Regions from separate parts of the Homo sapiens genome. Here region 2 is linked to region 1. The links are chromatin contacts, found by Hi-C in ENCODE. All regions are on one chromosome and are shown on one strand. Each heading gives the region's core, a stretch centred on a gene start or an enhancer-like site at or near the end of the contact. The rest is flanking DNA. Distances are from core to core; before and after follow the strand shown.

Region 1 (6,384 bases), core at 1,671-4,170:
AAAAGAGTACAAGGTTTAAGCTCCTATCTCTGTGTCACGGTGGAAAGTTGCTAAACTTCCTGGACATGTGTTTTCAAAGGGAAATAATAATACTGACCTTGCAGGGTTCCTCTGATGAATAAAGGAAGTCATGTGAAGGAAGCAAATAGCACAGAACCCGGCATGATGCTGGCTGTCCACAGGTGTCACCACCCTGCCCATTCTCTCTGCCATCCTGATGCCCTCCAACCCTGGGCGAAAGCAGAAGAGACTAGGCCTATTTGTTGAAAAGGCCATATTACAAAGCAACAGATGATTTTAGAATGCCATTAGAATTTCTGAGACAGCACAGATTTCCCAGAAGAATAGAAACAGAACATTTGAATTGCTTCAAAATGGCTTTTGACAGTAATAGAGGGTCTCAACCTGAGTTGTCTTAAGTTTGCATAAGGCTTAGGAGAGGATAAAATAAAGCAGGATCTAGAGATTGGTGAGGAGAAATAGAAGTCCCCATTCTTGACAGCTCTCAGCACATGCAGCCCTCCCCACACACACAAAGTCACACACACACACATCCAGATTCATACACATTCCTACGCACACACACCCACACTCATAAACACCCACACACACGCACACACACTTGTGCACTCACACATTCACATTCATGTACTCCCATCACACATTCAAAACACACACTCATACACTTACATACTCTACAAAAACTTACGTTCCAAAAGGAAATTTGTAAGCTGAATGTTTAGACCTCAGAACACATATTTTCACAAAAATAATATTATGGCCAGGAGCGGTGGCTCACGCCTCTAATCCCAACTCTTTGGGAAGCCGAGGTGGGCGGATCACTTGAGGTCAGGAGTTCAGGACCAGCCTGGCCAACATGGTGAAACCCTGTCTCTACTAAAAATAGAAAAATTAGCCAGGCATGGTGTCACGTGCCTGTAGTCCCAGCTACTCTACTCAGGAGGCTGAGGCAGGAGAATCACTTGAACCCAGGAGGCGGAGGTTGCAGTGAACTGTGATCGTGCCACTGCACTGCAGCCTGGACGACAGAGCCAGACTCCGTCTCAAAAAATAATAATAATAATATAAATGGTGGCCATGTTTCCAGGTTACCACACATGAAACAAAACTTTCTATTCTTTTTTTTTTTTTTTTGCTTTTGTGTTTTAAATCAAATTTGAACCCATAAATTAGGTAACATACTGCATATTGGCAATTAAGCAACAACAAAAACAACTAATACTATTGGTTTGCCTTTTTCATGGAATCATTACAAACTTTTTAAACTGAATAGTACTTTGTATTAGATACTTTAAAACAGGGTCACTGGCGTGAACGTGCCCTGGCTCCTGTAGGCCATGCTCAGAGCTCGACTGTTGAACTTGCTGGGATAGAGCAGCAAGAGACGGGACAGCCTGGAGCCCAGAGGCCTGAGGTGTTCTGGATGAGCCCAGGGCTGCTGAGAAGGCCTCACTCTGATGGGGGCCTCTCATGCCCACCCTGCCAGCTCCCAAATCCAGTCAACAGAAGGCACTGTACTAGGCCCTATGCCAACCACTGGACAGAATTATCTCAACTAATCTGCATAGTCAAACAGTAAAGTGCATATATTATTCCCATTCTTCAGATGGAGAAACTGAGGCTGAGAGGTTAGTGACTGGCCCAGAGTCAGTACAACCCAGTCCTGCTGCCCCAGAGCCTTTACTCTTAACTTTGGCTGCACATTGGAATCATGTGAGGAGGGGTCATTAAAAATTACAGAACTTCAGATTTAATTAGCTCAGGTTCAGCCTAGGCACCTGAACGTTTTAAAGCTTCCCAGGTAATCCTAATGCACAGCCAGGTGGAGAACCACTGTCTTAACCAATGTTTCTCAGCATAGCCCATACCACTGCTACCACACTGGAGGTGACAGAAACACACAGATGTCTGGGCCTCATCCAGGATCCATTATGACACGCCAGCAAAGCACACATGGTCTCATGTAACTTGCACAAAACTCCCAGGAGCCTGTAAATTATTCCCATTTTATAGATAAGGAAACTGAAACTGAGACCTAGAAAGCTTCAAGAGCTTGACAAATCACTCCATTTGACTGCATCCAAAAGAGGGAAGATGGGGCAGGGCTGTTGAGGGGGTGAATAATCTGGTAGGTGCCCAAAGTGAGCATCAGTGGTGCCAGGATAGAGGAGAAAGGGGTGTGGAAGGTTCTGCAGTGGCAGAAGGGAAGAGGTGAGGCTGGGAATAGATGGGACCTGTAGGCCTCACGGGTGCAGCCCAGGAGAAATGCTGGTTTCCACTGGAGGAGTTTACAGTATGCCTGGGTGGAAGAGAGAAGGACAGACAGACATGGGAGGGAAATCTGAGGCTGAGATGGGGCAACAGGCTCTGAGGCACCAGCAAAGGTAAGTGTGGCTGGAGCCGAGTCTCAGCTGATTGGGCCCAGTACTTCCCCGCCCACTGGCTTTGAAGTGCATGGAGACTGGTGATTCTCACATTAGAATCACCAAGGGCGTTTTTGAAATAAACACTGATTTAACTGAAAAATCTCCAGGACTACCAACTACTGCCTCAGAGAACTTACTGAGATTTCTATGCACCAGAGGAGAGTTTACTCTCTTGAAACCTACAGCATATTATGTGATTGGGCTACTTAAAGAAAAAAAGGGGTACCGTGGCTTCACTTGGTGTCTCTCTGGGGCTTAAGGCAAAAGAAAAAGGGCAAGCTACCCCTCTTTTGATGAGAAAACACAAAAGGTTGGTGGATTAAGAACAAACAGTTAAAAGCAGCTCTTATTCACTTTGAAATGTGGTGCTAAACCTGCATCTGGGCTGACACACCAAACAACAGTCATTTCAACACAGCACAATCCTGTTAGAACATGACTCACAAAAACACCGATGTGTCTAGATCGGAGGCCAAGTCACGTCCTGCACAAAAAGAAAGGAAACACAGCAAAACAAGAAACCTACTGGCCCCAAACAGGAAAGCCCTCCTGTGCATGCGGGCCTGTGACTGCATCCTTCAGCTACCTTAGCAAGATGATAAAGAACTTTGAAAACTGCTTGCCTGCTTCTCTTTTCTTTCTTTCTTTCTTTCTTTCTTTCTTTCTTTCTTTCTTTCTTTCTTTCTTTCTTTCTTTCTTCTTCCTCTTCCACTTCTTCCTTTCCTTTCTCCGCCTCTCCCTCCCCTCCTTCTCCTCCCCTTCCTCCCCCTCCCTTCTCCTCCTCCTCTTCCTCCTTCTTCTTTCTTTCTTCTTGTTCTTCCCTCGTTCTTCTTTCTTTTCTTCTTCCCTCCTGCTTGCCCTTAGGGTGTGCCTGGTTCTCACCTTTGCTTCTGGGACTTGGGCAGGATGATATCCTCAGAATTTCAGTTTCTGGCCATTCCCAGACAAACCTGTCTGGGACAGGAATTCCAGACAAAACAGCTTATCCGCCCTTCCACGCCCTCTCCTGCATGAGCCTATTTTTCATTCTCTTCTCAGAGGTCCCACTGGCTGGTCATCTAATTTCATCCCTAATTTGTAGTAGAAGGATTCTAACAGCCACACATTTAGAGCTAGGAGCTGCAGTTTAAGGTGCTCTATCAAAATAACATATTTTGTGAAACCGCTAGGGGGAGTCAATCCAGGGCTGCCAGACCTGCCGGGATAACACCACCAGAGGCAGCTCAGCTTCCAGGCAAGCCACCCTCTGAGGTCCCTGTGATAGCTTACTCCTCCAGGTTTCCAGAAGTCCCTACAGATGCACATCAGTGAAAATGGAACAAGTCAGTTAACACAAACTGTCAAAATCATCTCTAAATAATGTCCTATAAAAATTCAGTTTTTCAGGTATGAACACATTGACCATTTCCAGCAAGCGACCTGTAACAGTCAATTGCTCAAAACCCACAGGTGCTCAAATGTAAAAATACCAGGATTTAACCGTTAGTCCTGATCCACTCAGAGCTAGACGGAAGCCAAACACAGACGCTGCCCCAGAGACGTACATTCCATGGAGAAGGGTCAGAAAAGGACACTTTACGTTTGGCATCCCTGTGGCAAACTGCGAGGGGATAGAGGAGGGGTGAGAAAAGACACAAGGTTTCCACCTGGTGGTGGGGAAATCCCTAGCCAAGGGGATGCCCGTTTTTTGATCAATATTCCGAGGAATTGGATACCACACCTTGGACTTTGATTTGATCCCTTGATGTACCCCTAGCTTTTAAAGTGGCTTGGTTAAAAAAAAAAACAAAAACTTTGCAAAAATTATTTGGAAAGGAGTGGGTCAGAGAGCTGGGCAGTGTCTGAAGAGTTTCTCAAGATCAGGCAGACAGTTTGGTTGGTAAAACATCCGAGAACTGGGTTTTTATTCATACTGGAATGAGGGTACTGCTTTGCAATGAAAGAGAAAAATCTAAAGCAAGGAAAGGGGGCCAGGTGCAGTGGCTCACGCCTGTAATCCCAGCAACTCAGGAAGCTGAGGCAGGAGGATCGCTTGAGTCCAGGAGTTCTAGGCTGCAGTGAGCTATGACTGCACCACTGCACTCCAGCCTGAGCTGCCATCTCAAAAAAAAAAGAAAAGAAAAAAGAAAGAAAGAAAGGAACAAACCAGAAAATAGCAATGCACATAAGGCCGGGCGTGGTGGCTTATGCCTGTAATCTCAGGATTTTGGGAGGGCGAGGCGGGCGGATCACTTGAGGTCAGGAGTTCAAGACCAGCCTGGCCAACATGGTGAAACCCCATTTCCACTAAAAATACAAAAAAATAGCCAGGTGTGATGGCATGCTCCTGTAGTCCCAGCTACTCGGGAGGCTGAGGCAGGAGAATCACTTGAATCTGGGAGGCAGAGGTTGCAGTAAGCCGAGATCGCCCCACTGCACTCCAGCCTGGGAGACGGTGCAAGAATCCTTCTCAAAAAAAAAAGAAAAAAAAAAAGAATGTGCATAAGTTCATTTATTCATTCATTCATCAAATGCATTGAGTACCTACCACATGCCAAGCTCCATACTAAGTGCTGAGACCCAGGAATAAGCAAGACAGACAACAGCCCTGCTCTTACAGTATTTACAGCAGAGTGAGGAGGATGTACATTAACAAGCCATAACCAAAGCGAATTAATTCATGATCAATGTGGGGAGTGCTGTGAGAGGTCCCAACTGCCATACGAATGTATGTCAGGGGGCCTAACCTAGTCTGGGAGGCAAGAAGAGCCTTCGCAAAAGTGACATTTTGGCTGAGGACTGATCCTAAAGTGTTAGCTAGATGAATGGTGCACAGGTGTGTGTGTGTCAGAGGGTGGACTGGAAGGAGAAAGGGGAATATTCCAGGCTGAGAAAGAACAGGAAAAGGCTTGTAGAGGGAAAGGCTATGGCATGGTCAAAGAATCCTGAATGAAGTCCGGTGTGGCTGTTGCTTAGAGACCTGGAAGAGAGTAGTGTCTGCTGTGCCAGGGTTGGCCCACATAGGGTCATGTTAAGTATGCTTACTTCATACCGGCTGTTCTCAACCTGGGATGATTTTGTCCTCAGGGGACATTGGGTGATGCCTGTAGACATTTTACTTATTACAGCTGGGGAGTGAGGTGCTACTGGCACCTAGTGGGTAGAGTCCAGAGATGCTGCTAAATATCTTATGTTGCACAGGGCAGCCCCCACAGCACAGCAAAGAGTTGCCCCGCTCACAATGTCAGTAGTGCTGAGGTTGAGAGACCCTGTTTACAAGGAGGATGTGAAGCCTGTCATGGGTTTTAAGCTGGAAGGTTTTGTGATGAGATTTGTTTCAAAAAGATCACTCTGACACCAGTGTGGACTGATGGGGCAGTATCACTCGTGTAGATACGAATGGATCTGTTAGGAAAGCATATTATGGTCTAGGCAAGAGAAGATGTTGGCCTGGCCTAGGGAAATGTCAGTGTGGATGGAGAAAGAGATTTAAAAGAACAAATCAATTGCATTTCAGGGCAGATGGGTTGTAGAGGGTCCCTTAGCCCATGCTTTCTAGACAAGGCTGGAATGCTGAGGCTTTATTTGGCGGGTGCAGTATCAGGGCAGCAAAAGTGATGGGAGAGCCAAGTATGGCAGATTGGCCAGAAGCAGAGCATGTCCACGTGGGGTGCTGCTTCAGATGCCCTGTGATGAGATGTAGCCAGTCACTGCACAGGCACCCCAGCCAGCCCTCGGGGAATCTCTGGACAGGCTGAGTGGAGAAACTGCACCTCAGCACAATCCACTGAAGGGAGGAAAGGAGAGGGAACTTATTTTCTTTTATTATATATATTTTTTAACTTTTATTTTAAGTTCGGGAGTACATATGCAGGTTTGTTACATACATAAACGTGTGTCACGGGGTTGGTTGTGCAGATTATTTCATTATCCAGGTATTAAGCCTAGTACCCATTTG
Region 2 (7,275 bases), core at 539-3,038, 240 kb before region 1:
GAGCACTGGCTTCATAGGTATTTACCACCTTTGTGTATCCCTAGACTGGACGTAGACTGCTACATTGCCGTCCAGAAGGTTATTAGCCGTAAAGATTCTGTAATAAGGGTACATTTTTGTCAAGAAAGGAGCATTTTGTAGTTTGTTGTTTTCAGAGGTTGGAGTAGGCTATTATATTGGGAATTCTACAGCCCCAAGAATAAAGTCCTGGAAGACTGATGTTATGAAATTACTGCAGAATTCATTGCTGAAGCTGGACACAGTGGTTTAAATCTCTAATCTCAGCACTTTGAGAGGCTTAGGTGGGAGGATCGCTTGAGCCAAGGCCTGGGTGACAGAACAAGACGCCATTTCTAAAAATAAAAATTTTTTAAAGAATTCATTGTGAACATTACTGTCTTCACTGGAAATTCCTGTTCTGAAATGGCCAGTACTTGGTTAACCCAGGAAATTCAATGGTCACATGTCCAGTTCCTACCCAGGAGATGAAAACATTGGATCGGAAGGTTTTCTTCCTGTCTTCACTGCTCATTGGACTTTCAGGACTGGAAGAGGTCTGTGGATCACGATGAAGTCTTGTTGTCTTTTAGCTTCAGATTGGACACAGAGGTTTTAGGCTGCCACGTCTTAAAGGGGCACTAAAGGGTCCACCCGGGCTCAGCCTTGGTCACTCCCTGTACATAATTGAAATCGCTGCCCACAGAAGTCAGTGAGGTTGTGCGGAAGAGGCTGTGTAAATGACTCTGACTGTTGCTATAACAACAGTACCTTGGTCTAATTTCTTTTGAAAAATGAATTTCAGCTGGTGGGATGAAGCCGAGCCGCTTTGCCCCACAGATGAAAGCTCTGCCGCCAGGCTCCAGAGCTCTGCTGTTTACGGGCTGAATGTGTGGTGTGTACCTCCGCCTGGCTGAAAATTTTCAGAGCGGCTCAAATGACTTCCATGTTTGCCTGTATGTGAGAACGTGCCTGTCTGTCTGTGGGTATCTTCTTCATCCATGGGGGATTCATCCCGGAGAGAAAAATTCTCTCCTCCTGCCTTGGTTTCTGTTTATTAACAAAGTTACTCAAAAGACATGCAAATAATGACAGTTCCGTAATTGGTCAATGAAGGCAAGTCCCTAAGCCCCCTCAGGTTTGGAGTAAAAATCTGTTGTGAAATGGAGGATGGAGGCCTGGGAGTCAGATGCTGTCTAGAAATAAGAATTATGTCCTGTTTGCTCGCTCATTGAGACGTGTGTGTGTGTGTGCGTGTGTGTGTGCGTGTGTGTGCGTGTGCGTGCGCGCCTGCGTGTGTGTCCAGGGGAAGGAGAGAAGGAGAGAATGAGAGAAACTGGAAATTCTCTTCCAGGAGGGTAGCTCTTAGCTGCCTGGGAGTACTGCTTTATGCAAACTGCATCTCACAAGAAAGAGCAGTGTCTGGCCTCTTTGAGGGAAACACGAGGCTTTTTATCGAGTAAGAGATCTTATTTCAATACTTTTGTTTTCCAAAGGGAGATAAACATGTGATGGGATTTTATTCAAAAGCAGTCTCAGGTCTGGGCACCCTGGCTGTTCGCATCCTGCTAGGCTGGTGCACGACTTCAGTGCTGTTGAGGAAAACAGTCTTTTGGAAGGGCTGAAAACAAAAATGAGAATTCCTTATTGAAAAGAAAGGACATTTTAAGTAAACAATGAAATAAAAAGATTGTTGAATCCTCCCCAAGGGAGAGAAAAATACTCAGCCTCCCTGAAATATTGCTCCTTCCCGCCTCCCTCCTTCCAGAAAATAAACAAATCGAAACCTCACGCTTAGTTCTAACATGCCTATTCTTTGGTCTGTGTTGTTGGTGTAAGTCTCCAGCTGTGAATGATGCAGATAAGATCTGATCTTTTCATTTGCCATCCTCCTCCCTTATGGGGAGGAAAGCCTTCCCTTCTTCCTCACCAACCTCCTTTACCGGCATTTCTTTACAGCTCTAAATAAAATCCCATTAGGAATTTCAGATTGTAAGGCAAGGTCATGTATACAAGCATGTTTGAATAGAAAATGTATTCATGACTTCTAGTGGGAGATTATCAGGAGATATTCCTAAGGATATTGTTTCTTGTCCTTAAAAATAAATGTAATGTTATATGTGTGTGTATTTATGTATATGAAACAACAGAGCAGTACAGGGTTCAGATTGTGGAATGCTGATGGCAACTACCAGTCTCAGTGGAGCTTTTTCCTACAGAAAGCTACTGAGTGAAGGAAGCTACCGCTGGGATGCACACATTTGCTCTCTTCTGAAGTTTTCAGGGCTGCAGCCATCATCACTTCTCAAACACATGCTAAATTTGCAGAGTGACATCTTTCCTTGTAGAGGAAGCACAAGGCTTTTCTGTGAATCAGCCAGATCTGACTCAAAGACATGAACACATCCCCTTTAGAGCGTCATGACACAGGTGTCTAAAACACTTTCCCAGAATTTCTAAGCAGGTTTGCTGCAGTTTGATTGGGACAGAAGTCATCAGATGCAAAATAGCAGAGTAGGTGAGAGCATAGATTTGAGAGGCAGGCATAACTGAGTAGGGCTGTGCTGTGTGCCCTAGGACAAACTACCTGTCCTCTCTGAACCCATTCCTGTCCTTTAAGTTATTGTGAGGGTTAATCGAGGTAAGATATGTAAAGCACTTAGCTCAATGCCTGGCTGGTTAGCTCTCAGTCAATTAGAATATTGTATGACAATAATATATTGAAACATTTAGTAAGCAGTGAGTCAACTTCTGTGATAAAAACTTAGAAGTTTAGAGCATTCTACTGAAAACTACGTGAGATTTGAAAATCATATGGCCTTAGCATTTGCAAAGATAACAGTCTTGCTTTTAATGAGTAGTTGATAATTTTGTTAACACCAGTTTAAACTGCACGTATAGAGTTTGTGAAAAACTTTATAACTTCGGATACAGAGACTACACAGGATTCCTGTGACTTGTGATGAAAATATAATTTATTCATTCCACTGGGAGAAAGCCAGGAGCCTGTAAAAACATTTATGTATTTGGAAATTTGGAGATTTGAGGGGATCTTGGAACTTAGAGTTTCTAAATGTGGAGGACTTCAGCTGCCACTGCTCCTGATGTTTTACGATCCATTCCCAATATGTTGTTGTGCATTCAGTTGGTACTTATTACATGTTTAAGCATAATTAAAGGATAAAAACATACCTAAAGATTCAGCCACACCCCCAAAAAAGATTTAAAATATTTTTAAAGAGTCATTAAATCAGGATGTTGCTTTAGCACTTACAGCTGGAATTGGATGGGTGCTCATGTTCCAAACATTGAAAAGAGGCACCATCAGCCTTATGTACTTCCAAGACTTTTTGGGAATAGAGTTTTAAATGTGAACCATAGCAGAAAGAAAAAAGATCATGGTCATTTCTAAAAATAACCTCAAAGTACCTTAAAATGTTTTGAGTGGTTCTGTCCCCTGGGCTGGGGGCTCCGCGGTGCCCCCGTAGTCCCTTGGGACTCTGCAGCTATTATTTCAGATGCCCACTAAGAGGGTGAGGCCCCTTTAAAGAGGATCCTTTTCTTCCTGGAGGATTTCAGAATGGAGATTTTTAACTGCTTACGGCTGACACCCCCTCCAGAGATCCAGCATTTCCCACTGAACAGGTACAGGGAAGCCGCATTCTGGGATGGTCGAAAGCAGAGGTTTTAAACACTTGGCTCTTATGGCAATATTATATGTGATATATACAGATTATATACATAATTTTAAAATTCAAATTCATTTACTCATAGAGAGTAAAGTTGTTTTCTGTCTAAGTAATGTTAGGAGTCTATAAGATTACCAAGGGAGGCTTCGGGAGTTGTAATAAGATTTTTCTTTTTCTTTTCCTGTTAGTCTGCCCTGCACATAGATCTCTCTAAAACAAATGTATCCAACTTTTTTCAACATATGTGTGGCATGTGGTCACTTTTTGGCATAGACTTTGCTCTGGGGAGTGAGTTGAGCCTTTGGCACCTGGCGCAGAGCCCGACACGCAGACACAGAGCACCCCTCAGTTCACTGAATGAAAGTGAAGGGAAATATATAATGTGGAGGGGGAAATGGTCAGGGATATTACTGTGCTCAGAGAAACCTAAAATGTTTTTAAAAATACACATTTTTATGAAAAATATTCTAGAAATCCAGCAAGCTTCTGCAGAATTCAGAATCCTCTAAGGTTTCAAAAAGCCCCATCTAGAGCACTGTTTCTTAGTTCTGTTTATGAGAGCCCCCAGAGTATCACCAATCAACTCAGGAACATTTTGTAGTGACATTGGATTTGTATGTGTATGCATACTTAAAAAAATCACACCACCAACCTCACAGTGTCAGAATCCAACAGAATTATTAATCTAGATCAGAATTTCTAAAACCTGGGGAATCCTAGGCCAACAGCCCCGGAAGAATCAGGTTTTTATTCAGTTTCTTTAGATACCTGTGCCCCCACCTTGTGTCCCAATCTGGGCTACTTAATTAGAAACTATGAAGGTGGGATCAAGAAATCTGCATTTTTAACAGGTTCTCAGGTCACTAGTTACATTAAAGTTGGAAAATTACTAAAGAAAATCAAACCTCTAAATAACGCTCAAGATCCTTTCTAAGGGCACTTAAATCTAGAAGACAGTTCTGGAAATGTTTTGCGCACTCTTCCTATTCTACTCATTAAAATATCTAGCACATGAGTATTCTGGGTCATTCATTACATAAGCAGGTCAAATTCATCCATGTGTTCATAGGCTTATTACCTGCTGGTAGAATGGAAAGAGAATAAGCATGTGATAATTGATTCCAGTGAATCATCTTCTAGTTTGACCAGAACAGATCAAAATGACCAAAATGTTCTCTTTGAGCCTCTAAACTAGTTATAGCATCTGCAAGCTAAGACTCTCTTATCTTCAAGCCTTGGGAAAGACTTGTGTCTCTACCAGCTGGTGAAGGAAGCTCACTCACACTTTTGGTTGAAGAGGCTGCTATAGTGGGTGAGAACCACTTGAAGCCTTTGTATGGAAATTTAAAATTCAAGTCTGAAAATAAGCAGCGTTTGGGGTTTACATTCATGTGAAAACATGTGACCATGGTAATGTCGCTTAAAGTCTCTGGATTTCAGTTTCAGTTTTCTTTTCCACAAATCACTTCGTATGTTCTCTAGTGGTTCTCATCAGGGATTCCCTGGACCCTTAGAGTCCTCAAAAATATTAAGGAGATAGTCCATTTTCAGTATTTTAAACTAACCAACAGAAATTATACGTTTATTCTGAGAACACTATGCAGTCCAACATTTTCAAGAGCCTGCTTTGGGGATCAATTACACTAACTCATTGTGGTTATTTGAGAGCTCTTTTTAGCATTCATTCATTCATCCATGAAGGAAAATAGTTATAGTGTGATATGAATTAGAATGTCATGGAGGGTCTCTTAACCAACATCAGGAGTTGTAGGAAATGGCTGTCAAGAGAGACTGTGGAGTAGGTAATGTCTAAACTGAATTGTAAAGGACACATAGAATTGGTCAGGTGAAGAAGTTGGTTAAGTGTAAAATATGCAAAGGCTCAGAAAGAGAGAAAACAAATGTGGTATGTCCTGGGAACTGCAAATAATTAAGCATAGCTGAAAGTTTGGAGTTGAGTGGGGTTGCGGGGTAAGTCGGGGAAGATGAGAGGTAATGGCTAAGCCTGGAGAGTTTAGCTGGGATGAGGATCCAGTCAGAAGGCCTGTGTGCCAGACCTGAATGATGCTGAAGATGGTGGACAGCTTTAGAAAAGCTTAAAGTGAAGAACGGGCATGATCAGATTCACAATGTATGGAGAAAACCACAGCCACGATGCAGAGAATGGGTTGGAGGTGGCGAGACTGAGGCTGGTCAGGAGCTGCTACAGAAATTCATGAGAGACATATTGAGACTCTGAATGGGGTAGTGGCATTGTGGGCGGAAGATGAGACTAAAATTCATAGAATGGATAGTTCTTGAGGTTTAATTGGGTATGGTTGGTGGGGAAATGCTGGAACCAAGGAAGATCCCCGAAAGCACAATCTGAGAAAGCATATCACAGGTGGCATCAGAACCCCATGCCTTTGATGAGGGCATGACTGTGCTTCGTCCAGTCCTGGATGAGGGTGCAGTGTGGCTTATGGAGGAGTCAGACCTGAGTTTGAATTTGAATCTGGGTTTAGCCATCTTCTGCCCAGCCCCCTGAGTTCTGTAATTTCAGACACACTGCTTAACCCACGATGCCTCTGCAAGATGATTGTAATAAAACCTATCTTTTAGAATCATTGGGAGCAGGAGAGAAGGAATATGGTGGTTTACTAGAGTTGGACATTAGAAATTGGATGTCTTCCATCTTAGAATCTTCATTATTAATAGTAGCATCACTATCTTTATTCCCAAGCTCTGTGATCCTGCCCAACTTCGTGCAAAATCAGGGACAGGACAGTAAGAGTTTATCTGACTTGCCAGCACTGCTAAAAGTCTAATGGAATAAAAGACCTCTTTGTCATGGACACTCTGGCCCATGGAACACCTCAAGAATCTGCTAGGATTGGGGGCCCCCGTGTCAGCAGAGGCCTGGTAATCTTAGCCATGCTCCTCCTTGCTGTGGGTGTCATGCACCCTCGCCCACCACACCCTCTCCAAAACACTGCCCCTTTCCCTGTAGAACCATCCAGCCAGCACATAGCCTTCCCCACAGGTTTGTGGTGAGGATAAAATATGATTCTGTGTGAAAGTTCTTTGTAATTCCAAAGGCACAGCTATTCTTATTACTACTGGTTTGGACATAATGCACAACCCTCCCACTCCCCATTCTGTCTCTCTCTGCCTCTCAGTTTCACTGTCTGTCTTTCTCTCTCTCTCTCACACACACACACCACATACCACACACACACACACACACACACACCAGTTTCACAGAAACAAGCCATCAAGCCACACTAAATGAGGGACTTGCGCTGGAGCCATTATGGAAGATGAATTGTTTCCTTCAGAGTAATTGACACATGATAGCAGCCCATATTGTCATAGGCATTGGATGAACAGCATACTTCAGCTCCTGGCACCACAGCTTCACCTAATGGGAGAAAACATTTATATGTAATAATAGTAATACAAGAGCAAGGAGGCTGATGCTCAGGAAAGAGTTTCTGTGATTCTTCCACGAGGGTGCAGTCATACTAAGAGGCTTCGGGCTTTGCGAGGCAGAAGGGCCAGGGACTTCCTAAGATAAGGCTATTTGGGATGAGACTCTGCCCTGAGTCTT

Evidence for each region. A loop is a pair of places that touch in the nucleus more often than their neighbours do. Pooled maps may share reads with other maps.
Region 2: a pooled map shows a loop between it and region 1 (8-fold over the local background). The contact joins two enhancer-like sites. A Hi-C loop is called at or near these places in 1 of 168 maps with a recorded cell type or tissue (endothelial cell of umbilical vein) and 5 of 50 pooled maps.

The regions. Positions count from the first base shown.
Region 1 is chr4:139,654,432-139,660,815 of GRCh38, reverse strand. No RefSeq gene overlaps it. Among named protein-coding and RNA genes, the nearest start is that of MGST2, 8.2 kb to the left of the region's middle. Within about 2 kb of position 2,920, at least 10 of the 41 ENCODE cell types and tissues checked have a DNase peak (open chromatin) inside an H3K27ac peak, as active enhancers do; they include endothelial cell of umbilical vein, where a contact is called at or near this core.
Region 2 is chr4:139,896,251-139,903,525 of GRCh38, reverse strand. All of the region lies in intron 1 of MAML3 (mastermind like transcriptional coactivator 3), which reads left to right. Among named protein-coding and RNA genes, the nearest start is that of MAML3-AS1, 230 kb to the left of the region's middle. Within about 2 kb of position 1,788, at least 6 of the 41 ENCODE cell types and tissues checked have a DNase peak (open chromatin) inside an H3K27ac peak, as active enhancers do; they include endothelial cell of umbilical vein, where a contact is called at or near this core.